2 separate regions of the Homo sapiens genome follow, and region 1 is linked to region 2. Evidence: chromatin loops called from intact Hi-C (ENCODE). Cell type or tissue: MCF 10A. All regions are shown on one strand. Each heading gives the region's core, and the rest is flanking DNA. Links, peaks and the distances in the headings are about the cores only. Region 1 overlaps GAB1 (GRB2 associated binding protein 1). Region 2 overlaps USP38 (ubiquitin specific peptidase 38).

Region 1 (17,434 bases), core at 4,967-12,966, 190 kb after region 2:
TAGTCAAAGATAGGTCGCAGGTATGTCTGTGTCCCAGCTTGAGGGGACAGGAAGAAGTGTGGAGGCAGCATGCGCAATGTCTTCATGCTCAGTCCTAGAGAAGGCACACATCATTGCCATGTACTTTGCACTGGGGAGAATTAAGTCACATGGCCGCCCACATCTGGCTGCCAGAGAGGCTGAGTGGTATAATTTCTACCTGGATGACCATGTGCTCAGTTACAATTCATTCATTGTGGAAGAACAGAAGAACAGATTTGGGTGAGCAGGTAATGGTCTGCCCCACAGTGCTTAATAAATGCAACCATTATGTATTTATTTAAAAATAACATTTCAAGTAACAGTCTAAATGTCTTTGTTCTGGGGAAGAGGAATCAAAGAGCTTCTGTAACACAGAATTTGTGCTACATAGCACATATCTCCCATAAGTGTTATTTTTATTTTTTGGAAGGGAGTCTTTTAAGTATTGAACTTCAAATCAAGGTAAACCTTGAGGGAGAAAAGAAAGAGTGGACAAAAAGCAGTAGAAGGGATGGGAATGTATTAAAAGGAATGAATGCTAATTAGCTATATGCTCTTCCTTCCTCTCAGCCAGCCATCTGGGCAACAAGAAAGGCTTACTACAGTTAGATAAATTTAACCCCTTCTCTGACCTGGCAAGGACAAAGTACACTGGCTTCTGAAGAAACTTTTTCTTGGGAGCAAGGTAGTTATTTCAAAGCACAGAAAAAGGCGGCGGGGGGCACAGAGAAGCACAGAGAAGCGGGGGCAGTTGCACAGGTAAAACATTCATCTTGGCTTTTCTTTTTAAAAGATAAACTTTGTCCCACGTAAAGAGGAAAACTGCATAGATATTCATTGAGATTATCTGATTTGTCACTGTTGCCAAAGAAAAAACAAAGGTAAAATACACGAGTTTCTGCATTCAGAAGAAAGTATTTCAGGTAAAAATTAACTATTAAGCAACTTTTCTCAGCAGAAGAAATGCCCAAATTCTTAAGGACAGCCAAGTTGTGAGTTAGAGAGCTAGTGTTATAACAGATATTTTTAAATACATATATGAATTACCTCCTTACGTTACTTTATTCTTGTGTTTTTAGCAACTGTTGAAAACAATTATAAGAAATGAAATAATGTCCTGAGCTGCCACATGGTATGTTTTAAAATCTGCGATTTTATTCTTGACAAGTAACATACACTACATGCTTTTGTGTGCAAGTAATGCTCAGATGTTTGATAACGGAGTGATCTTAAAGAGGAGGCATCTGTTTTTGTTTTTATAAGTAGTTCATTGCCTAACTACCAAAAATAGCTGCAGTTATTTTAAACAGATGGTCCCAAGTTAATAGGGAAGAAAGTAGAAGTGAGTCTATTTCCCCAGTTTTTATTTTTACCCCACAAAAATGGTAAAAATAATTAACAGTATATAATTTGAACAAATTCTATCAGAATGCTTTCTTCTAAGTTATTCTTTCTGAGAGAGGGGATTTGTCAATTGAAGTATATGATGTGGTGGAGTTGAAAGCCAATATAAATTGCTTAAATTTCTACTTTCTGATAGCGTTCATCAAAATGATTGCTGCATTGTTGAAATAGAGCTTTTGATTTTTAAAAGACAATTAAATTGTGGTAAGATACATGAAACCTACCAAAACTTACTTCAAAAGTTTTGAAGTCTTAAGAGGGTGGTAAGTGGTGGTGGTGACATGTTAAGAGTAGGACCTTGCCAGATGACCAGAAAGAATATGGGTTGATGACATTAATATTTTTATGATTTCTGAATTCCTCAGGAGTCCTAAGTTAATAGTTAATAACCTACTCTTTAGTTTCTGACATTGAAGATAATGAATATTTTGATAATGCAACAACGAATTTGTATTTATAAGGGACTTTGAAGAAGAATGCATTTGTGTGGTATACAGATGCTGTTACTATACATCAGTTTCAGTAGATTACAATAGTACTTGGGCCCAACTACTATCGTATATAGCTATCCATCTGTAAAGAAGATGGATATCTGAGGTTTTTTACTTCTGAAATACTAGGCTGTTAAAGCTTACTGAGATTTTTACTTTCTATTAGTGATAGCAGTACCTTTTTCATGTCTATGGGCTATATTTCCATGTATATGTCCACAAAGTACCTGCAGTTCTTTGATTTTGATTTTTGCATTTTCTTTACTGTTTCATGTGGACTATGGGCTGTAAGCTGCTTACATTGAATCTTTCAGTTTTGCTTCTGTCTGAATTTGTCTAGATGAAAAATACTAGACTGGCTCATATGAAATGATAAAATTGTAGACCAGGGTAGCAAACTATGGCCTGTGGGCCTGATACTGTTTAAGAAGGTTTTTCACATTTACAAAGGTTTTTTTTTTTAAAAAAAAAAAAAGAAAAAAAAAGAATATGAGACAGAAACCATGTGTGTAGCCTACAAAACCTAAAATATTTATGATCTGGCCCTTTACAAAAAGGTTTGCTGTCCTCTGTCATAGACAAATAGTACAGTGTTAAGTGGTTAAGGGCACAGGCTCTGGGTGAGGCCAGACTACTAGGTTCAGATCCTGGCTTTACTATTTCCAGTATGACCTAGTCAAGTTACTTAATGTCTTTGTGACTCGTTTTCTCATCTATAAATGGGAATAAATTACAGCCTACCTCATAGGGCTGTGATGAGGATTAAATTAATGTATAAAGTGCATAGAACAATGTCTGGTACTTAATGAGTATTCAATAAATGTTAATAATTGTTATTGCATTGGAAAAAATCTTGAAAGATCATGTAAACTAATTTTGGCTTTCCAGTGGTGAGTGTCCGCATTATTAAAGACCATTTTTCTGATTTCTGCATCAAGAGTGGAGGGTCATTTTCTTTTTAATGGTGCCTGCTTTACCCAAAAAAGAAAAGAGAGGCCCATAGTCAAATGTAAAAAAATGCTTGAAAACATAAAAAACTGTAACCACAGCTGCTTTTTAAGAAAAGGACAATCAAAGCTCTTTGAATTAAATGACACTTAAAAAACAGCACAAAGATCCTTTTACATACTTAGGACAAGCATAAGAAGAAATAAAGTGGAAATAAAAGATGTGGAAGATAATGTTAGAAGGAAGGGGAAACAGGAATGAGAAAGGTAGTCAGCAGCTGGGCGCTGTGGCTCACACCTGTAATCCCAGCACTTTGGGAGGCCAAGGCAGACAGATCAGGAGGTCAGGAGATCGAGACCATCCTGGCTAACACGGTGAAACCCTGTCTCTATTAAAAATACAAAAAAATTAGCTGGGCATGGTGGCACGTGCCTGTAGTCCCAGCTACTCAGGAGGCTGAGTCAGGAGAAACACTTGAACCCGGGAGGTGGATGTTGCAGTGAGCCGAGATCGTGCTACTGCACTCCATCCAGCCTGGGGGACAGAGTGAGACTCTGTCTCAAAACAAAACAAAAAAAAGGTAGTCAGCAGAAGAGGAGAAAGATTCGGATCAAAAGGGAAGCTGGAGGTTTTTCAAGGAAGTCCAGTGTTGACATCCCTCCTTCCCTTGGGAACCCACCTCAGTTAATCTGTGTGTCCAATTTAAATGCTTCCATTTGAAGAAAAGCCTGACTTGTTTATTTTCTATTGCAGAAATAAATTTTTATCATCAAGTAATATTAACTGAATATACATTATATGTAACTTGTGTTCCCTCAGAAAACTGATCACATGTATACAAAAGCATCATATTTTGTATCTTTATTTTTAGGTCAAGCAATTCTGTACCCCTTAGCCACTTAGTTTCATCATCATCATCAAACATTTTTTGGGTTCCTAAATATGTTTCTTCATGTTTAATACTTCTTTATTCTGCTTGTTCTTTCAAGTAGGGAAAGGACAAACTTAATTATTTACAAAATGTAGACGATGGTTAAAAAACAGGAAAAAAATTTAATGAAGTGTAATTCATTCTCTCTTTTTCCTTCTTTTGTACTCAGGTTGTTTATTCTGTTGATGGATATTGGACTGGAGTGATGAGTGTTCTAGGATGGGTATTTGATGATGCCAGGGGACTCAAGTAATGGCTTTGCATGAAGATTACACAGTAAAGCTGCACATTGATTACCTCATCTTATTAGCTGATGGAGATGTTTGAGAGGACAAGATTGCAGGGCTTTCAAGCCTGTACAGCTACCAGGATTTGATCCTAAGAGCTTGATCATTGTCATTGCCCATAGGGACTGTGTTAAGAATAGTGGTGGTTTACTACTTAAACGCATGAGAGTGTTATAACAGTTCCCTATGTCTTTTGAATTGTTTAGATAAGGTTAGGACTTTCAGATCAACTTGAGTTTTAATTTTTAGCATTTATAGAATTCTAAAATTAATCCTGTTTGTTTTTGTCTTCCTCCACTAAAATTTAAGTTTGCTGAGGTAGACAGTTTTGTTTCTGGAACCACTATCCCTCCAGCGGCTAGAACAGTGGAACATGTTCAATAAATATTCAATAAATATTTTTGAATAAGTGAATGAATGAACAGGTTAAATGTAATCTTTATTTTTTAATGAACTATCCTTTCCAGAGACATACAAATTGCCAGTTGATGGCATTTTTTATTTCTTTTTGTAAAAAGAGTATTTTAAAATTTGAATGAGTTCTATCTAACAGATAACACAGTTGAGTACATTAAAAGGGACCTTGAACACAAAATCCATGTTTTCGTGGATTAGTATTTTTGCAGCTTAAATGGTGAACGATAGGATTGTTAGATGCAAATAACTCTGGAAATTAAAGACCTTTAGTTGTAACTCTCCCTAAAATGTTTGTGAGAGCTTGTAAAATGTTGTTCACTTTATTCTATTATAAAAGGGCATTATAATAAATATGAAGTTTTGAAACCATGTTCTTTTAAATGAGGTGAATTATAGAACTCTGTTATTAGCCATTATGCTGTGCCCCTTCTTTTAAAGCATATCCCTCCACATACCCTTTCTAAGGACTTGGGGGTAACAAAATGAGGAGTAAGTGAAGAAAGAAGAAGGCACAGCTTGTCGAGATTGATGGACCGCCCCCCGCCCCCGGGAGAGCAGCGTAGGAAATTGCAGGATGAAATTTGTGTGCCAGTCTTGTCAGCACCCATTCCTGTTGAAGGAGAGGGCATATGGATGAGGTGGGGAGGATTCCAGCAGAGGGGACCCAGGAAAGGGGAGGGGGTGGGGACAACAGGAAGTGTAATGGGAGGCTTGGGGAAAGTTGAAGATCTGATAAAGGTAGTTGGTGAGGTGAAGAAAGGAGAATCCACTAAAACTTGACCCTAGGAGCATTCTCCGCCGAATGGCATGGGGTAGTGACCCTGACTCTGGACAAGGAGAGAAGCAAATGTACTCCTAGCCCTACTTGGGACCTTAAGGAAAGACTCATCCATGGCCATGATAGTGTAAATGCTGTTTATTGGTTTTAAGCTCTTTAACTCACCCTTTGGAGTGAAAAACAATAGAAAGTTAAGCTGGTTACAGAACAGACTGTAAATGTTATAAACCTTGAAAATGTAAACTATAGATACAGCAGATGGAAATTAGGCAGTGGAAGGGCATGAGGAGAGATGGGGGGAAAGGATGAAAACTGATTGTTCCAAGGAGCTAGAAGATGCACTCTAAGACTGATTAAAAATAGCAGCTCGATCGGGTGGCTTAATGTCATTCTGGTTGAGGGACTGGAATATGTGGTGCCACTATATTGGGATAAAGCAGGAAAGTGAGATGTCAAGACAGGACTTCAGTAGATCTAAAAGAGGTAAGTCATATATAAGCATATTATTTGGAAATATGGGGTTTCTCTTTCAGTGTCCTGATAAGAGACTGGATTCAGCCCAGATGGTTCAAATGCATACTTTAATGAATGGACTACTTATGGTATTATGGGCTGGTTTACATTCTTGGGGTTGAGGGACAGAGGAAGAAATAATAAATACTAATTTTAAAAACTGTACACAGGCTTATTGAGCACTGAGGCAGTGGAAGAGTGGCCACTCAAGGGTGCAGTGGTCAGGGATGTAAGGAGCCCCTGCTGGAAGCACAGGGAATAAATGCTCCCACTTCTGCCCAAACACAGAGAAAGGCAGAGAGTGAGTGGGGGTTAGGTAAAGCAGGGAGGGGTAAGAGAAGAATAACCAGCAGGGAAGGTAGGTAGAACTTGGGTTGGGGTGATCGTGTTGCCTGATAAACTGTTCTGTACAGTTTGATAATCTCTTGCAGGGAGATGGAATATTTTAATGTAAATATTTGCATTTAGCACCTACTATTTCATCTAATGTGACAGGAGCTTGGTGGACCAGTAGTGACTTGAGCAAGATCTCTGCCGTCAAGTAGCTTATAGTCTGATTGGAAAGACAAGATGCTACCAAAACTAGCAAAAAACAAACAAAAAAATGATTACACATTGTGATTAATGCTATAAGTTTAATTTCAGAGCACACAAAAAGGTTAATCCTGCTTGTATAAACTTAATTCTTTAATAATGATACTGCAGGCATTTTTACAATATAGTTAATTATTTGGGAGTGGGAACAATTCTTTTGAGTAGCCCATTTTGCTCTATTTAACTATAAATACACTACATGCTACAAATCAGATGTACAGATGAAACAGCTGCTGCTTCGTTGTTTTGTTCCTGTTACTCATTTTAATGAATAATTTGAACAGACTCCAAAACATTAAATTATATGTATAAACATACTTTAAGGATTATATCATAATGTTAGTGTATTTAAAACTTAGTGGTGATGTCATTACCTAAATATAGTAAATTTTAAGAAAACAAATTATTTGAGCTATTTTACCCTCTATAAATACTTTGGCAGTAAAACAGACAAGGGCTAAAAATCAACCCAAGCATCCATATCCAAGTATAGAGAGCTGTGAAATTCCCCCACTTTCTTCCTCCTGACATATGAACCTTGATAATTAAAATATATCTTTCCAAGGTCCCTGCATGAAATTTGACTTTTCTTGCCTTTCTAATGGAGATATGAGCAATGGCAGAGACAGGGAAAAGGACTTAGAAGCAGAAGAGTTTTATTCTGTCTTCCTTGATACTTCCTGTGGCTGAAGGGTTTTGTCCAAAGGGAAAAGATAAATGAACAGAGGAAGATAGATGTAGGCTCATTCCTCATGCCTCCCATCTTCCGTAGCATTCACAGCAGTCTGAGAACAGACAAATTCAAGTCCTGGGTTCCTATATCCTGAGCATTTGCTTATTAAAATAAACCTTTGAATACTTCATCTACTCTGATTCAGACTACTCTCTTTCCTCCATGAAAAAGCTGGTGAGGGTGTTATAAGCTGATACTATATACATGTAAGATGTAGTCATGAATCATTGGAAGCTCACTGCTTTTAGAACCTGCCAAAATTACCATACTAATGCACTTCTATGAAGGGTGTTAAAATGGTAATTAAGCAAATAAACTCTGCTTATTTTAGTACCTTTATTCATTTCAGAATATTTTTTGTATGGATCTCTCATTTGATTTTTACACAGTTTTTAGAAGCAGAATTTCTGCTGTTGCAGGGGGAAGTTTTATATGTTCAAGTACTTAAATATGAGAGAAAATCTAGAATTGCCTCTACAAATCATTTTGTTTGTAATAATCATGAGTTACACATTCTGTTTGCTCTAGAAATCAAGAAACAGAATAGTGGATCATTTAAGGCCAGAAACTATATCCACTACTTGTATCTCCCTTTTGGGATGGTTTTCTGATGTTTTTTTCAGTGTGTGTCATTTGTATAACCCTGGCCGGCTGTCTTGAAAATATATGTCACTAATCATGGTAGGGGGTAGGTGGGTGAGGGGGTCATCTGATTGGTTGTTTACATAAATTAGTTGTAGTGTCTGTTATCTTCATATTTAAATAACTGTATATGTTAGTATAAAACTCCAGTATAAAATGGGCAGCTGGCCAGGTGCTATGGCTCACATCTGTAATCCCAGCACTTTGGGAAGCTGAGGCAGGAGGATCGTTTGAGCTCAGGAGTTCGAGACCAACCTAGGCAACATGAGGAAACCTCATCTTTACAAGAAAAAAAAAGTAAGTAAGTAAAATGGGCAGTTGGTTTAGAAGAGAGACAGACAAAACCCATACCCTTTCTAGATAGAAAGATCCCCATCTAGATGAGTGTGCTTTCTGATAGGAGTCACACAGCCATACCTGCCATCACTGAACCATTGTGTCTTTTACTTTACCTGTTCTTTGATTTTGAAATACTGTGGAAATGATTTCTCAGATTTTCAGAGTTGTCTTTATGGAAATGATTTTGTTTTAGTTATTCACGTCTAGGACATCTGAAAACCAAAAGTAAAGTGGCCAGACCATGTCAGTCTAGAAACTAGCAGCCAGTAAATTGTCTTCTTAAATATTAAGAAAGCAATATACTACCTAGATGCAATCAAAGATGTCAGCTTTTCCTTAAAAGGCAATGATCAAAAGTCCAAAGGTGCACAAGGAAATAGTTAAACCTACCTAAGTTGAAACAAAAGTTTTGGCTTTAGGACAAAAGGGTTTAATAGGAATTCACAAGTAACCTTTCTATTTTTGAGTGACTGATTTGCAGTTCAAACTACAGGTAACCTCTTTGTGCTTTGTGTTTTATATTGTTGTTGTGTTTTTGTTTGTTTTCCCACGTGTTGGCAGTGCTTGCCTTTTTTGAAATTTTCCCTGCTCATAAACACTCCACTAGGGGGCAGACAAAAGAATAGAGAAGAAAAGAAACCCATATCAATACACTGCATCCAGTATACATTTACATGACATGTTTGCTGCTCCTTCTCTATACTGTGGCGGAAGTCTTTCTGTTCATTCATCCTTCTTATAAGGGCACTCAAAGTGATTTTTAGCAGTCTTATTTTTACATTTAAAATATAAACATATTTCCACAAGTTAAATGGTAATTTTAAAATTCATTGTCATAGTAATTTTTTATGGTTTTTCTGGTATGTCTACCAGTGAACCACTTAATAACGAACACTTAGTTGTGTATTGATGACTGTAATGATGATCCCTATAGGGTTTATCTTACGTGGAGCATTTGTTTACCCATCCACACTAAATTGAGTCTTGCTCTTTTTTTTTTTTTTTTCGAGATAGGGTCTCACCTGTCACCCAGGCTGGAGTGCAGTGGCGCAATCTTGGCTCACTGCAACCTCCGTCTCCTGGGTGTTCAAGTGATTCTCATGCCTCAGTCTCCCCAGTAACTTGGATTACGGGTGTGCACCACCATGCCTGGCTCATTGTTTTGTATTTTTAGTAGAGACAGGGTTTCACCATGTTGGCCAGACTGGTCTTGATCTCCTGATCTCAAATGATCCATCCTTCATGGCCTCCCAAAGTGCTGGGACTACAGGCGTGAGCCACTGTGCCTGGCCTGAGTCTCTACTTTTTGTCAGGCACATGTCCAAGTTTTGAGAACAGAGCAGCAAAGAGAAAGAGCCTGGATGGTAGAGTGTGAAAAGGGGGGTGGTTATGGCTGCCTCCTAAGCCATTTGGTGAAAAGACTAGGCTGTGAAAGGAAACGGAAGAAATTCTTGATGGCTAATGCTGGGTGGTTTTTATTTCTAATTATTCCTTATAACAGCTCATAATGATTAGAATGCCATATGGAGCTGGAGTTGGGGCTTCACTTGTGAGAGAATAAGCTCCCCTTCTTAATCTATGCCATGTCTAGGGAGGCTAGCTGAAGACTTTTTATTTTTTATTTTTAATTCTTCCTTTATCTTTGCTCCAGCAAGAATCAAATCCAGTTACCAAAAATGTATTTACTTCAGCCAACCTGGGGTTACAGAATCTTTAAATGAAAATGTTATTGCTTGGCTGGGCGCGATGGCTCACGTCTGTAATCCCAGCACTTTGGGAGGCTGAGGCAGGCAGATCACCTGAGGTCGGGAGTTCAAGAGCAGCCTGGCCAACATAACGAAACCCCATCTCTACTAAAAATACAGAAAATTAGCTGGGTGTGGTGGCATGCACCTGTAATCCCAGCTACTTAGAAGGTTGAGACAGGAGAATCACTTGAACCTGGGAGGCAGAGGTTGCAGTGAGCTGAGATCACACCACTGTACTCCAGCCTGGACAACAGAGCAAGACTCCATCACAAAAAAAAAAAAAAAAGTCATTGCTTTGCCTCTTTGTGGTCAGTTATTCAACAAAATACAGAACGGTGTTTTTGTTTTTATTTCTTTTTTATATCATAAAATTTATTTTAACTACGGATGTTTTGTTTTCTCAACTTTCTCTCTAGTTTGGAACAGTTATCTTTGTAGATAACTATAAGTAGATTGTCTAGTAAAGTTTTAAAGTATAAACACTTGAATTGCCTAGGAGTTAAGCTAATTTTTTTTCTGAGACTGTCTTCAGGTTACAATGCTTAACATAAATTGAAATATCAAGAGATCTTTTTTTGGAATAAATTATTCATCTGTTAGATCTAATAAATCATTCTGCACACTGTGAGATTGCAATTGTTGGTAAACAAGGTGATAACATTTCTGTTGAGAGGATTATACAGATTTGTTTTAGTCATTATTTGCTTAGAGCATCAACTGCATTCTGTACCAGATTGGGCAAGGCCTAACAGAACATTCATTGAGTGATAATTAAATATCTTAAATGCTACAATGTTTTGGGGATGCTGTGTTAAGTTAGAAAGTAAATAAATATCTAGTGTTTTTATAATCATGAAATGCATTTTCTTTATGGGTTTCAGGAAGCATTTCAGTTAGGACTTCACCTTTCCCTCCGTAATTCTAGCATGGTAAGCAAGACTTGGAAAAAGTCACAATAGGTGGAAAATTAAGGAATTAAAAATTTAAACCTGCCTCAGAAGGTTGTATGGCTCCTGAAACCAAAGATACATTCATCCTTATTTTAAAAACTAGCTACTTAAAAGTATGTATGATATGAATAAAGATTAGATGAGAATATGGAGAAATAGATTTTTTGATGCTGGCGAGATTATGTATAATTTTCGCCTTCACTTTTCAGTTGACGTTGTTGCTAGTTATTTATTTAAAATAAATTTGTTAAAGTAAATGCCCATATAGCTTACATGATTTTTTTCTGGAGAACACTTTCCTTGGATATTGGGCAACCTTCAGAAATAATAGACTCCACCACAGTACTTTAAGAGGCACAGACATTTAAAATTTATGATATACAAGTATAAGCTAAGTTTATGTTTGCAGGGTTTTTTTTTTCTCTTTAACAGCTGCTAGAATTTTAAGATTTCTTAGAATTAAAGACGAGATAAAATTTAAACCAATGCTATCCAAAAATTAATATCTAAGAATAACTTCGCATAAATTATAGAGACCAAATAGGCTTTTGTCTACACTAATAAAATGTTCCTTTGAATCCTTAATAATCTTAGTATAACTGCCCTAGGCGATCCAGGTTGATTGAAGCATTATGGATTTTAGTTGGAAAATTTTCCCTGTGTTTGATTTAGAATTATCTAGCTTTTTCAGGAACAGAACAATAAATAGAATTGTTGTCTTTAACATGCCTACCCTTCTGTACCAGCTGGGATATGAGGACTTTTATCTGTGTTCATAGCATATATATCTGTGTTCCACTTGACTTCTGGTCTCCTTTTCTCTATTTCACCAGCATGTACAGTCTTAGGAATGAGGAATGGGGAAGAGATCACTGGATTAGAGAGGGGATGTGTTGAGTGGAAAAATACAGGCCAAATAACTTCCTTCAGAATTTCGTGAAGGTCAGGTCCCATCACAAAGGGTTGGAGATTTGTGGTATTTTGAAGCCCTCTAATTAAATAGGGGAATAGGTACCATCTTTTCCTTTCCTGTTCACCTTTCCCTGTTCTACCCTTCTTCGTTCTAGTTAAATACCAGCAATTGGATATGTAAAGTAAAATACTGAAATGTGAAATTCTGTGGTGAAATGTGGGATGTCCAGATGACATCTCTGAAAACCCAAAGCCAATCCCTGTGCTCCAAACTGAAGGTTTATATTTAGAAGACAGTGCAGATCCTGTATTTTTAAATTGCTGTAAACATGTTTATGTGGTTATTTTTAGCTTTTACAGACTTTAGTGAACTTCCAAGTTGGCAAGTCAGACACAGTCGGTTGTTGTCTGTTACCTCAGATGCCAGCACTTTCTGAATGACTCTGGTTGTCTCACTGGGTTTCTAACATGTTGAAAGCAGATGAGTGTGTAAGTTATCTTGTGTCAACTGCACATGGTCTATCTAATCTATCTATATGGGTGATTGTATTACTATACATAGTGTACTTGTTTTCTTTTTTCTTTTTTTTTTGTTTTTAAGCTTTTATGAACTGGTAACAATTTTGCTTGGAGCTCAAGATGAGTTGGGTCCTGCCAGATGGCACTGTTATTTCTCTGGCAGAAGTAGCTAGTTATTTTCTCTTTTCCTTCAACACTTCTCTCCTTGTCCTCAAGCATTAAATCATGCATATACAATACAAATCCTTACAGCCGCTGTTATTTTCAGTCCATTGTATCTATTTCCTGTTGACCGAAGGTTATGAGGCTTGGGTAGTGTAGAGGGAGATGAAAAGTTGACAGAAAAAAGAAAGCTGGGCTCATTTTAGGGGCAAAACACCATAAAATGGGCAAGATGGCACTTGGATTTATTGAAAACAAAAAGAAATAAATAGGCAATCGTCTTTCTTGTATGGTGAGATCATTATCTGCATGGTGCATGCATGAAGAATCGTTTTCCTCCAAGAATCGTGTTTTATGAAAGGGTGACACCCGTAGCCCTCATGGGGAAAGAGGAAGATGTCATTATTGGCACTTGGGCTGAGCCTTCCACGTTTGCATCAGAGATCTTGATTTCATTATCTGTGCCATAATTTTTATCTTGCATTCAACCTTGTACTTAGTCCTTCTCTTTAGATGAAGTTATTCATTCTTGCTTATTGGACTTAATGTAGTTTATAGTCAGTAGCTCCAGAAGGCATAATTTATCTCTTTGGAAGGATGTCTTTCTAAAGAAACTTTTCATTGCCATATATCTTGTTCTGGAAGCTTTAGACTGAGATTTATGTTAAGAAGAAAATGATATTTAAGCGTTATTTTGGCTTTTTACATATAAATCTAATTATGGAAATTTGAAATTTGATTTGTAACACTTCAGTGCTTTCCCTTTAGTTCTTAATGTGAAAGTGTTGTTTTTAAACAGTGATCCAAATCTTAATATAGCAGTGTTTTATTTTGTTGTAAATTGTGAATGTTTCATAAGAAACTAAGAAAAGAAAATGGGAATGTTTTGTTTTGCTGGAAATTCAAAACAGTAGTTCTAACCCAGAAATAATTATTTTGGATTGGATAGCTGAACAAGAAATGGAATTTAGAATCAGTACATTTTTTGAAGATAAATTTTCATTGAAAAATTCTAGATTGTCATTGGCGTATTTTATTAATGATCAGTTTTATTTAAGCAACCATTTCCTTTCCTAATCATGACAATAACAACATATGGGACACATTTTTAGGGTAGAGTAAGTTTGTGGAACACAGTGAAACTAGGAAATAGACCCACATGCTTGTTAGGATCTCAGGCACAACTGCTTACAGTAGCATTACACAATTTAAATATTTGTTGTGGATTTTATTATTAAAGCTGTACCTGCTTCAGCAATTGATCTTGCTTGTCTCTTAAGTTGAAGAAATATCCTTTAAAACTGCACTGTCCAGCCTGGGCAACCCACTGAGACCTCATCTCTTCCAAAAAATTGAAAAGTTAGCCAGGCGTGGTGGCATGCACGTGTGGTCCCAGCTACTGGACAGGCTGAGGTGGGAGGATTGCTTGAGCCCAGGAGGTTGATGCTGCCATGAGCCATGACTGCTCCATTGCACACAGCCTGAGCAACAGAGCGAGACACTGTTGCAAAACTGAAAACAAAACAACTGCATTGTCCATATGATAGCTTCTAGCCACATGTGGCTAAATTTAAATTAAATAAGTTAGAAAATCAGTTCCTCAGTTGCATCAGCCACTTTTCAAGTTTTGTAGTCACATGTTGGCTAATGGATCCTGTGATGGTCAGCACAGCCATTTCCATTATCACAGAAAGTTCTGTTGGACAGCACTGCTCCAAAACTGCAATTAGAATTTGCCTCTGTGCAGGAAAATTTTATGTCTTTAATTTGAGAGATAACATGAATTTTCTACTGCATAAACAATATTTATTTTTTCATGGTCTTGTTCTTTATTTAAACAAGACGTTATTAAACATCAAATGGACATTGACATTATACTTCATAGCATATGCCATTTTGTTCTTATTCTCTGTGATGACGTTACATTCTACCCTCTGAGAGACTGGGAAGTCATTACACACACACATACACACAAATGTATGGATATATAGAGAGAGAGAGAGACTATGTAACTGTGTATATATACATAAAAATGCTAACATAATATTCAATGACTGAAATGTGTGGGCCTTCTCATAGTAGGCACTGTGAAGTTGTAGGTTCCTAATATTAACATATTGGCACGGTTTCAGTCCCAGGGTTCATAATTGACTTATTCCCTGATTAAGTTAGTTTCACTTTTTGTTCACTGAGCCTTGTGGGCTGGAGATTTGAGAGTTTATGGCTGAATTCTTACAACAATAAGAAAACCCACTATTGGTTTGTTGTATCATCCATTATACCTGAAGGCCAAGTTAGTGAAGAACAGAGACAGCATCATTACCAAATGAATTAAGACATTCATTCATTTGTTCATTTATTCAGGCAACAGTTATCACCCATGCCTTTTAACCACCAAGTCCTTGCATGCTGTACACTATGCTGAACACTTAAAGAGAAATAAGACAGAATCTTGGGGGAGGAAAGCAGTTGTACAAAGGGTTGATTGAAATGCCAAGGTAGAGTGCTATGATGGAGGTTTGCACAAGGTACTGTGGACATCTTGGAGTAGTCAGCTTGACCTGGCCGAGGTGACAGGGGAGCCAGAATTTGCAGAAAGAAAGGTGTTGCCAATATTCCTTCACACCAAATTCCATCTACTCCAAATGGAAAAGATGAGTTTCTTGCCATGATCTCTCAGTATTTTGGGAATTTTGCAAACCATGGGGAGAAAAAAAACTCTTTAAAAAAAAAAGCCATTCCTAAGCATCACTTTGATGGCTGTGTAAGACTCCTGTATGGTGGTATATCATCGTTTATTTACTCAGTTTCCTACTGTGACTAATCATCTGGGTTTGCCCAGGACTGAGCCATTTTCTAGGATGTGGGACTTGCAGAGCTAAAACGAGGATAGTCTTGTGAAAACTGGGATAGTTGATCATCCTACCTTCTACTGAATATTTAGATCATTTCAAATATTTACTTACAGAAACAATACTGTGCTGAAAATTTTGGTGCCTAGGTATTTAGCCACATTTTTTTTTTCATTATTTCCTTAGGTGAGAGTCGTAGAAATGGAATTAATGGCTCAATGACTGTGGACATGTTTTGGAGCTCATGGCAGTGCTCATGGTTCTTTATTGCATTTTTTGCTGTATTCAGCTAGACTGGCAGGAGTCTGCCTGGACATTTGCACCACCTCTGCCTCCGCAAGTTCTTAGGGAGATGAGCCAAAGACTTGTTCTTCACTAGCTGCAACTTGTGTTCCAAATCTTTAGCTGGCCAGATTGCATGTAAACTCCAACTAACAGAGCCTTGGCCAGAAGTAGGCCAAAAGCCAGTCTCAAAAGATGGAGTGAACTCTGTGTCCCGATTTTCCTCTGCCCACATCCTGACCTGAGCTCACTGACTCTGACTGCACATGGTGGTAAGAAAAGGGTGAGATCCAGTGGACCCAAGGCCAGTGGCCTTTCTTCCCAGTACACACAGCTGTGGGTCACCCCAGGGCACCATCCGACTCACATGGAACATTGCATGTTTAACTTTGTTTGGCTCCCAGCCAGTTTCTCACTTTTTCCGTCTCCTCTTGGTTAGGGTAAGAAAGTTTGCAAAACCACCAGAGTTAGAGTGTGGGCACAGCCCCAACAATTGGGAATATGAGGACAGAAGTGAAATGGTACTTTCAAGTAAAAATATACTTAGCTTGCCCCACAGTGCTGTATTTAGAATTAATACAGCCATGAGGTGACATACTTTCCTGTGGAACCTAATAAATAAATTTACCTAATTGGGGTCCAAGGCAGACCAGCCTCATACCAAATTGTCTCTGTAGTAAGATGTATTAAAGTCAAGTCCTATTTTCAGGGTTCTTAACGTGTTAACAGGGGTCCTGTGAAACCTTGAAACTATACAATATTACCTATATACCTTTTTTCTAAGAAAAGTTTTCATTGCTTTAATCAGATGCTCAAAGCCGTCTATGACCCAGAAAAGGTTTAAGAACCACCTATGTATATTAAATACTAAGGGGTTTTTGTCATTGCTTTTTTTTTTTGGCTTTTTGTTTATTTTATGTAGTGCTTATGCCTAGGCTTTGAGGTAGGCATTAATTTAGCAGTAATTTCAACAAGTAAATTATATGCACTATTACTGAGAATTCAAAATTCCTGAACTCTTTCCCTAGCTAGTATAGTATTTCTGAGTCAAATTTGATTTTTTTCCTCTTATGAAATTGTTTTATTTCCAACTAATTTGTTGTATCCAGGCAATGTACGTAAACTCTAATATCTTAAGTTTATGGAACAGTTGAAAGCTTAGATCTAGGCATTGTTCTGCATTATTTTCAGTGTATTCTTTTGTTTATATTACTAAGCTAAAGTTAGCTCGGATAGCACAAGGCTAGAAAATGGTGACAACAGTTTGAAAACAGGAAATTTTAGGCTTCTGTGTGTTTGGAACAGATGATCATAATGATAGAGCCAGTGGAGTGGAAACTTCCACCGAGCCTGTTTTTTCCTTATTTTGCTCTATGAGAAAAGATGGTGCTTCCTGGAAAACAACTCAAGTATTTTAAAGCAAATGGTTTTCCTTTGTCCCTGCTTCATGGTTAATTTGTTTTTCTTTATTTTATTTACCCTAGTAATAGTATTATGGAAATATTTTTAATAGGCAAAGTAATTCCTAAAGTGCTTATTTTAGATTTTTAAATATTTCAATGTATTACCATTTACTGCATGGTTTTTAGAGAAAATTAAAGCAATATATTATAATGACTTTAAGGAAAGAAAAATAAATTTATTCCTCTATTTTAAGTGTTCCCAACTTTTCTTGTTTGTTTGTTTAACCCCCTAAGTGCCAGTCTTTAAAATAAAGTCGTGACTCTTTATCTGTCTAGGCTGTTTCCTGGCTGAGACTCCTTCCACATGTATCCCGGAATTCTATATTTAAAAGAAAGGTTAAATATCCATTCACTAATTGCAGAGTAATAATAAAATAGCATTTCCATATACACATAAACTTTTTGTTTTGTGCACATCATTCCTAGGTTATTTTAAACATACAATTTT
Region 2 (8,000 bases), core at 1-8,000:
TTTAGATTCACACTAGATGGAGCTCTTTAGCTAATTCCAGGATTATTTTTCAAAAGTTTATTCCCATTGAATGACCTGGTAAATATAATAACCCTAACAATTTCAACCTACAGCATTTTTCAGAATGGTGGCAATGACTAAGATTCCTATTTTATACCTTAGTTTATGTTTTAGATGGTGTGTAAGGATGAGGAGAGGGGTCATATATGAGATTACAGTCATATGCGACTTCGAAAACTAGATTTACCTTGATATTTTAGAAATGTTTAACTTAATAACAAGAAAAACTCTGTGACTGCACATACAGAAAAGTATCTGCTGATCATATATCGTTTGTGTTCTGTTTGTAGGCTAGAGAATGTGTTACCAATTTGTATAAATTCAGCATTGTTTATCCTTTTTTCTTTTCAGATTGTTCCTCATGTGGTTAATTTGGTTCATTCTTTCAAAAATGATGGTCTGCCTTCAAGTACAGCCTTCTTAGTACAATTAACAGAATTGATACACTGTATGATGTATCATTATTCTGGATTTCCAGATCTCTATGAACCTATTCTGGAGGCAATAAAGGTATGATGATAGTTGTACCAATATTTGTGGAGTTGTGTTATATTAATAAGGTGAAACATTCTTATAACCAGCTACTCAATTTACTATTTTATGGTAATATGCTTTTTATTTGAAAAATGCAGTTAGAATCAGGTTTCATTTAGGGAGTAACAGCTTTCTTGCTGGAGTCACCATTCTAAATTAATAACCATATTTCTTTATTTCTGCAGTGTCATCAATTATAAGGCATATCTTTAAATTTATAATAGCTTTTTGGGAAATTTGTTTAAAAAGAAATGCTACGTTAAGTTAATGCATACATCAGATTTGCACCCCAATATTAGAAGTGTTAAAGTATATGTAGAGTACATCTTAGAATACAGGAAATGGAGTTTAATAAAATATTTGACTTTGATTTCTTCCCCTTTTTAATCTTTTTTTTTTTTTTCTTCTTGAGACCAAGTCTCGCTCTGTCACCTAGGCTGGAGTGCAGTGGTACCATTTCTGCTCACTGCAACCTTCACCTCCTGGATTCAAGCGATTCTTCCGCCTCAGCCTCCTGAATAGCTGGGACTACAGGCACCTGCCACCATGCCCGGCTAATTTGTATTTTTAGTAGAGACAGGGTTTTACCATGTTGGCCAGGCTGGTCTGAAACTCCTGACCTCAAGTAATCTGCCTGCCTTGGCCTTCCAAAGTCCTGGGATTACAGGCGTGAGCCACTGCACCTGGCCTCTTTTTTAATTCTATTTTTGCTGTGGACTGTTCATCAATGTTTCGAATCTTTACTTGAATTATTTGTGGAGTTATACTGTGTTTCAATTTTATATGGAAATGGTTCTAAAAAGCACTTTTTTTTTTTTTTGGACAGTCTTGCTCTGTTGCCCAGGCTGAAGTGCAATGGCATGATCACGGCTCACTGCAGCCTCTACATCTTGAGCTCAAGTGACCCTCCTGCCTCAGCCTCCCAAGTAGCTGGGACTCCAGGTGCACACCACCACGCCAGGCTAACTTTTTATTTTTTGTAGAGTCGGGGCCTCACTATGTTGCTCAGGCTGGTCTTGAATTCCTAGGCTCAAGTGATCCTCATCCTCCCAAAGTGCTGGGATTACAGGCATGAGCCACTGTGCCTAGCCTAAAAAGCACTTCTGTTTGTGTTGAAGACTGGATCACAATAAACATACTTTCCTCTCAGTAAACTTACTGCATAATCAGTGTATAGCAAAAGAATAGGAGAACTGAACTCAGCCAAACTCAATCAGAAATTATTAGAAATCAATTCTATTGATGGTTTTTTTGAGATCTGAATTTCAACATAAAGGTCTTATTATCTTTACTTCTGTATCTGAGGTGGATTAAAAACAGTTCTTTTTACTGTATCATTAACTAAATCAAACTTATTTTGGTTGAGCTCAGAACACAAAGACTGTTAAGCAATTAATGTATATTGCTGGGGTGACACTTTGACACTTCAGAAGTAGATTATGTTCAGGAGCATTGTGAAGTGGATTTGATGGTAATATTAATCTCTTTCTACATTGTCCCTGGATCCATAGATGATAGTTGCTGCACTTGTTAATTGATTGCCATTGTTTAGTTCATCAGAGTTTTTCATGTTGAAAATTCTGATAACTCATATAGGCTCAGAAGAAACAATGGGCTCGCTCTAAGCCCAAAGAAAGCACTTTTTCTTAGCTGTCAACAACAACAAAAATGAGAAGATTGAAACTCCTTCAGAAAATGTTTGTTTGTTAAGGTCTAAGTGCCAGATGCTAATAGCAATCCAGATAAGCCCTAATGATTTTACCAACTTCCCTTACTCTCCAGTGCTCTATTCATGCTTGAAATAATTTACACTTGAAATGTTATCTCATACTTCACAAAGTTGATAAGAAAAATCCATATGTTGTAATAATTTTCTATATGGGTAACATGAGATTAAGTTTTATTTTTCTTAAAGGTCATTGTGCATAGATGCTTTCATTTCTCATTTCTTAATTACTTTGGGATTTTATTTCTAAGGGTTAATACTGAGTAAATATTAGTATTTAATGAAAAGGAGACATTTTTATTACAAAATTTGAAAACAAATTGTTTACTTATGTTTAACTGTGTGCTAAAATTTAAGTCTTCATTCTACTGCCTTTGAATAGCACTGCAGTGTATTCTCTGACCCCAAAGTTTTATTTTATAAACATTTTGCTGGCATATAGAGAACATAAAGAGTTCAAATGTGACTTGAATTTCCAGCTTTTGAGTATTCCTTAACTTGATAAAATCTGTTATTAGACAATATTTATTTTTGCCATACAGTGAAATTTGATATTTTCATGACTAGCCAAGTACTGCCAGTTACTTCAAAACTAAGTGGGGGAAAAGAAAGTTCAAATGTCGGTGTAAGAATCTTCTTAATGGTGTTAATTAATTTAACAACAAAAATAATTTTTACTTTACTTTTAAACTGTTTTTCTTCTTTATGACCTATAGGATTTTCCTAAGCCCAGTGAAGAGAAGATTAAGTTAATTCTCAATCAAAGTGCCTGGACTTCTCAATCCAATTCTTTGGCGTCTTGCTTGTCTAGACTTTCTGGAAAATCTGAAACTGGGAAAACTGGTCTTATTAACCTAGGAAATACATGTTATATGAACAGTGTTATACAAGCCTTGTTTATGGCCACAGAGTAAGTTTAAACTTGAATCTTTTCATTTTAACTGTAGAAGTTGATGCATGCTGATGAAATATAAGATGATAGAATTGTCTACACATTATTCCTTATAAATGGCATAAATGTTAACTTTGATTGCCTTATTCAGAAATGAAACTGCTTTTAGTGCTCAGAAACTATGAAAATGTTAACATTAGGCTGGGTGTGGTGGCTCACGCCTGTAATCCCAGCACTTTGGGAGGCCAAGACGGGTGGATAGCTTGAGGTCAGGAGTTTGAGAGCAGCCTGGCCGTCATGGCAAAATCCCATCACTACTAAAAATACCAAAATTAGCCAGGCGTGGTGGTGGGCACCTGTAATCCCAGCTACTCGGGAGGCTGAGGCAGGAGAATCACTTGAACCCAGGAGGCAGAGGTTGCAGTGAGCCAAGATCGTGCTGTTGCACTCCAGCCTGGGTTACAGAGTGAGAGTCAGTCTCAAAAAAAGAAAAGTTAACATTAATTCTGCTTATTATTCATTGCATTTAAATGCCACTTTAAAGAAATTACTATTCCAAAGAGTTTAAGTGTGCTAGAGTACTTCATTGTTGTTATCCTGTGAGACTGTAATTTTTTTTAACCTATACGTGTTTTGAGGGAAGTTATATATAATTTTATCTGCCGGTCAGTATTTTGGTATTTGTCAGATCAACAACTTTGTTGCTGTTTGAGAAGTTTAAGTTCTGCTCCACCCCAGGGCAATAATTACTGAACACATGTATAAACAGACATGTTCCTTTCCCCTCTTAAGAATTTTCTTTCAAATCCATTTTCTTTTGCACCTAAGCAAATAGGAAATCAGAAGTTGTTAGTTATGTGAATGCTATCTGCAAAGGTACAAAATAACGATAAACTTTTCCTGAAGACAAAAACATGATTGAATTTTTCTCCTGATTACCAATAAGCTATTCATGGAACTTGCCCAAAGAGGTTTACAAATTAAGTTCTAAGCTTTTCCAAGTTGTTATGCCTGCCCAGAGGAATCATAAACTATGAAATGTCGAATTTGGTTGGGTGCCGTGGCTTGCGCCTGTAATCCCAGCACTTTGGGAGGGTGAGGCAGGTGGATCATGAGGTCAGGAATTTGAGACCAGCCTGACCAACATGGTGAAACCCCGTCTCTACTAAAAATACAAAAATTAGCCAGGCATGGTGATGTGTGCCTGTAATCCCAACTATTCAGGAGGCTGAGGCAGGAGAATCACTTGAACCCAGGAGGCGGAGGTTGCAGTGAGCCAAGATTGTGCCACTGCACTCCAGCCTGGGCAACACAGTGAGACTCCATCTAAAAAAGAAAGAAAGAGAGAGAGAGAAGAATTTGCTTTATTTTATTGTTGGGCTCCAGATTATAATATCAGCACTCAGGTGTTTTTGGTTTCATTTAGCATTTAATTTTTTGGTTTGTTTGTATTTGGAATTTTTTTTTTTTTTAGAGAGCAGCTATATCTTTAGACACAAGTGATACTAGGCATAAGACTGAAAGAATCCCCATCTTACCACCAGAGGTCATCTAGTCCAGACATCTCCTTTTACAGATGACAGAGAAAACAAAAAACCAAAGCAGTTATAACGGCAAGAGCAAATAAAAGGTTATCTCTTATTGAACAGTGGCCAATAATATTATCTCTGAATGGGAAGACAGCATATTTTATTTCTTAAGTAATATATGAATTCTTCTTCATAGTTTAAAAATAAATTTTATATAGAATAAAAAGCAGACATTCCCATTTCCAAAGGTAATTTGTTAACAGTTACGTTGTTCCAGACCTTTTTTGGTACAGTTGCATGTTTGTATTTAATATGAAAACAAATGCATTTTTTAAAGAAAATTTGCAGAGAATCCTATTTATATATTCTTTTCCAGCCACTTGCTTTTATCATTTAATAATTTGTATTCGAAATATTCCCATATTGGGGCAATACAGATCCGTGTCATTCCCAGTAAATGTGTATGCCATCATTTATTTATTAAATACTCATTTAATTTAATGAGATTTAATAAATAAGTTAAATTAGTATTTAATAAATACTTCTTTATTTAATAATGCTCCTATTGATGAATATTAGGTTGTTTTGCTTATAATTAACATCTCTCTGCCCTTATACAGATACAGAGGATTTTTCTTTGAATATTTTCCATATCTTTGAATATCCTTTGAATATCTTTCAAATTGCTCTCCAAAAAAGCTGTAGCATTTTGAACTCTGATACCAATATAAGATTGTACCTAGAACCTGTACCTTTAGCAACAAATCAGCCTTTTTAATTTTTTGCCAATATGAAGAAAAATGTCTCTTAATTTGCATATTGCTGCTAATTATAGAGTTTTTCCCTCTCTTATTTTTCTTTATTCATTTGTGTTTCTCTTCCAAATAACCTGTTCTTTTCTTTGTACATCTTTTTGTTGGGTCTTTTTTGTTTTCATGTTGCTTTATATATACTCTGGATAATCATCCTTTGCTACATGCTTTTTTCAAGGCACAATTCAAATTTGTGGGGTGTTTTATTTATAATTTTTTAATTTTATGTATTCCAGTCTTCCACTTTTCATTTGTAGCATCTGGACTTTTAAAAGCCTTTACCCTCTAAATTTCTTGTTTCTTTATTTTAAGTACTTCAGTAGTTTTGTATTTTATATCTAGCTCATTAGTCCTGTGGTATCTGTATTGGTGTATAATCTTATGTAACTTCATTTTTTACCGGATGGATACCCAGCTGTCCCTTTACTTTTTTTTTTTTTTTGAGTAGTTTATCCTTTTCCCACGCTCTATTCTTTAAATGACTTTAATTTTATAGTGTGTTTTAATGACAGCATATTTTTTTATTTCATGAAGATTTGAAAGAATTTAAGTTTACTTATCTTATAAATTAATGGCTTAACCTATTTGTATTTGCTAATCCAGAAAATAGAAATAATATGTGATAGCACATAGTCCATTAACAGGCTTTATAGTAAATGTTAATTTATTGTCATTCTTCCCTTCCTTCTTTACTGTTAGATAGATAACTTCCTTAGGAAAAGGACCATTAGGTAAATGAAGTTTTACTTTAAGGATAATAAATTCTTGAACTAACTTGCTTTTAGCTTTTAAGAAATGCTTTTAAATGGCCAGGCACAGTGGCTTATGCCTGTAATTCCAGCACTTTGGGAGGCCGAGGTGGGTGGATCATTTGAGGTTTCGGTGAGCTGAGATTGTGCCACTGCCCTCCAGCCTGGGCAACAAAAGGAAACTCTGTCTCAAAAAAAAAAAAAGCTTTTAATAAATGCATGTGTTTGTACGCACATATATATAAATCATTATATTCTCTTTCAGTTTCAGGAGACAAGTATTATCTTTAAATCTAAATGGGTGCAATTCATTAATGAAAAAATTACAGCATCTTTTTGCCTTTCTGGCCCATACACAGGTGAGTGTGTATGTGTATATAGTACGTTTATGTTAACTGCGTGGTAATATTCATTAAACTTTACCTTATACCTAACCTTTTTAACTGATGAAATAATATAATAGATATCTCACCCAGTATAACAAATCCACTTAGAAATGCTAAAGAGATCCTGCCTAAAATATCTAGATTTTTTTTATTTTCAGGATATGCCCTAAGTTTTTATATTTTTCTCTTGCTTCCCATTATTGTAGCTGAATATTACGCTGACCCATTGATCTAGAAATTTTTACAAAGAAAATATGATTTCCTATCCAATAAATAAGTTCCTTCATGAAGAATTATTTTTAAGTGCATCTTTGTTTCCTGATATTAAATTAGTAGATTTGTACAATAATGAGCAAATAAAATAATATTGTGGTGCCTGGGCTTTTTTCTCTTTTCTTATGTATACCTATTCATTATAACTAAAGATCTCTGCAGTTCTGTTTATCTGTTAAGTTCTAGAGCTTAAAATTTCGTGGTGATCTTTTATGTCCACACATTAATCCGGGGTCATTAATTTATGTTAATGGCACCAAGGTGGTCATATATAGTAAATATTCACTCAACAGACATTTATTAAGAGACGCTATATGCAGTCAGTGATAAGCATTAAAAGAAGAGTCTTGGCCAGGCGCAGTGGCTCACGCCTGTAATCCTAACACTTGGAGGCCAAGGCAGGCAGATTACTTGAGGTCAGGAGTTTGAGACCAGCCTGGCCAACATTGTGAAACCCCATCTCTACTAAAAATACAAAAATTAGCCAGGCATGGTGGCACACGCCTGTAATCCCAGCTACTCAGGAGGCTGAGATAGGAGAATTGCTTGAACCCAGGAGGTGGAGCTTGCGGTGAGCCGAGATCGTGCCACTGCACTCCAGCCTAGCTAACAGAGTGAGCCCCTGTCTCAAAAAAAAAAAAGAGTCTTTATGTTCAAAGAACTTTTAGTTTAGATTTTGAGCCTATACACATGAGTAATATATATGTCATTATTTATAATATATATTATTATTTTTCTGGTTTTACTTTCATTGCCTTTATCTCACAGAGGTCTAAAGGAGCAGTAGTTAGGACCAGAAGAAACAATAGGTTGAGAATTGATGGGGTTCAGTTGATGGGAATGCTTTTGTTTTCTTTCTACAAGCTGAGAAATATCTCAAATATAACTTCTTAAATGGAAAGAATCTAGACAGGATTAATATGAGATGATAGTAATGGCCTATGAGTAGTTATATACTCAGATATTTTTATTATTCTTTATCTGGGGAAAGTATGTTCACAAATTAAATTTACCATATCAAGACCAAGGGAAACGAAAT

Evidence for each region. Hi-C counts contacts between places; a loop is a spot of excess contacts. Peaks named below come from ENCODE experiments on the same cell type or tissue, not always from the same donor. Only the 100,000 strongest peaks of a DNase experiment are listed, where the experiment ranks them.
Region 1: it touches region 2 in a loop (4-fold over the local background); 6 of 110 quality-filtered maps call a loop at or near these places.

What each region holds. Positions count from the first base shown.
Region 1 is chr4:143,390,853-143,408,286 of GRCh38, forward strand. The region is part of intron 1 of GAB1 (GRB2 associated binding protein 1); the gene reads left to right. Among named protein-coding and RNA genes, the nearest start is that of MIR3139, 56 kb to the left of the region's middle. RefSeq lists enhancers at 13,679-13,738, 13,859-13,978, 13,989-14,068. In MCF 10A, for the core only: a CTCF peak has its summit at 8,691 (motif pointing right); no DNase peak of the experiment used is centred there.
Region 2 is chr4:143,202,997-143,210,996 of GRCh38, forward strand. It overlaps USP38 (ubiquitin specific peptidase 38), which reads left to right. Exons shown (of 10, transcript NM_032557.6): 5 at 412-570; 6 at 3,037-3,230; 7 at 6,568-6,661. Among named protein-coding and RNA genes, the nearest start is that of USP38, 22 kb to the left of the region's middle. In MCF 10A, for the core only: CTCF peaks have their summits at 14 (motif pointing right) and 4,811; no DNase peak of the experiment used is centred there.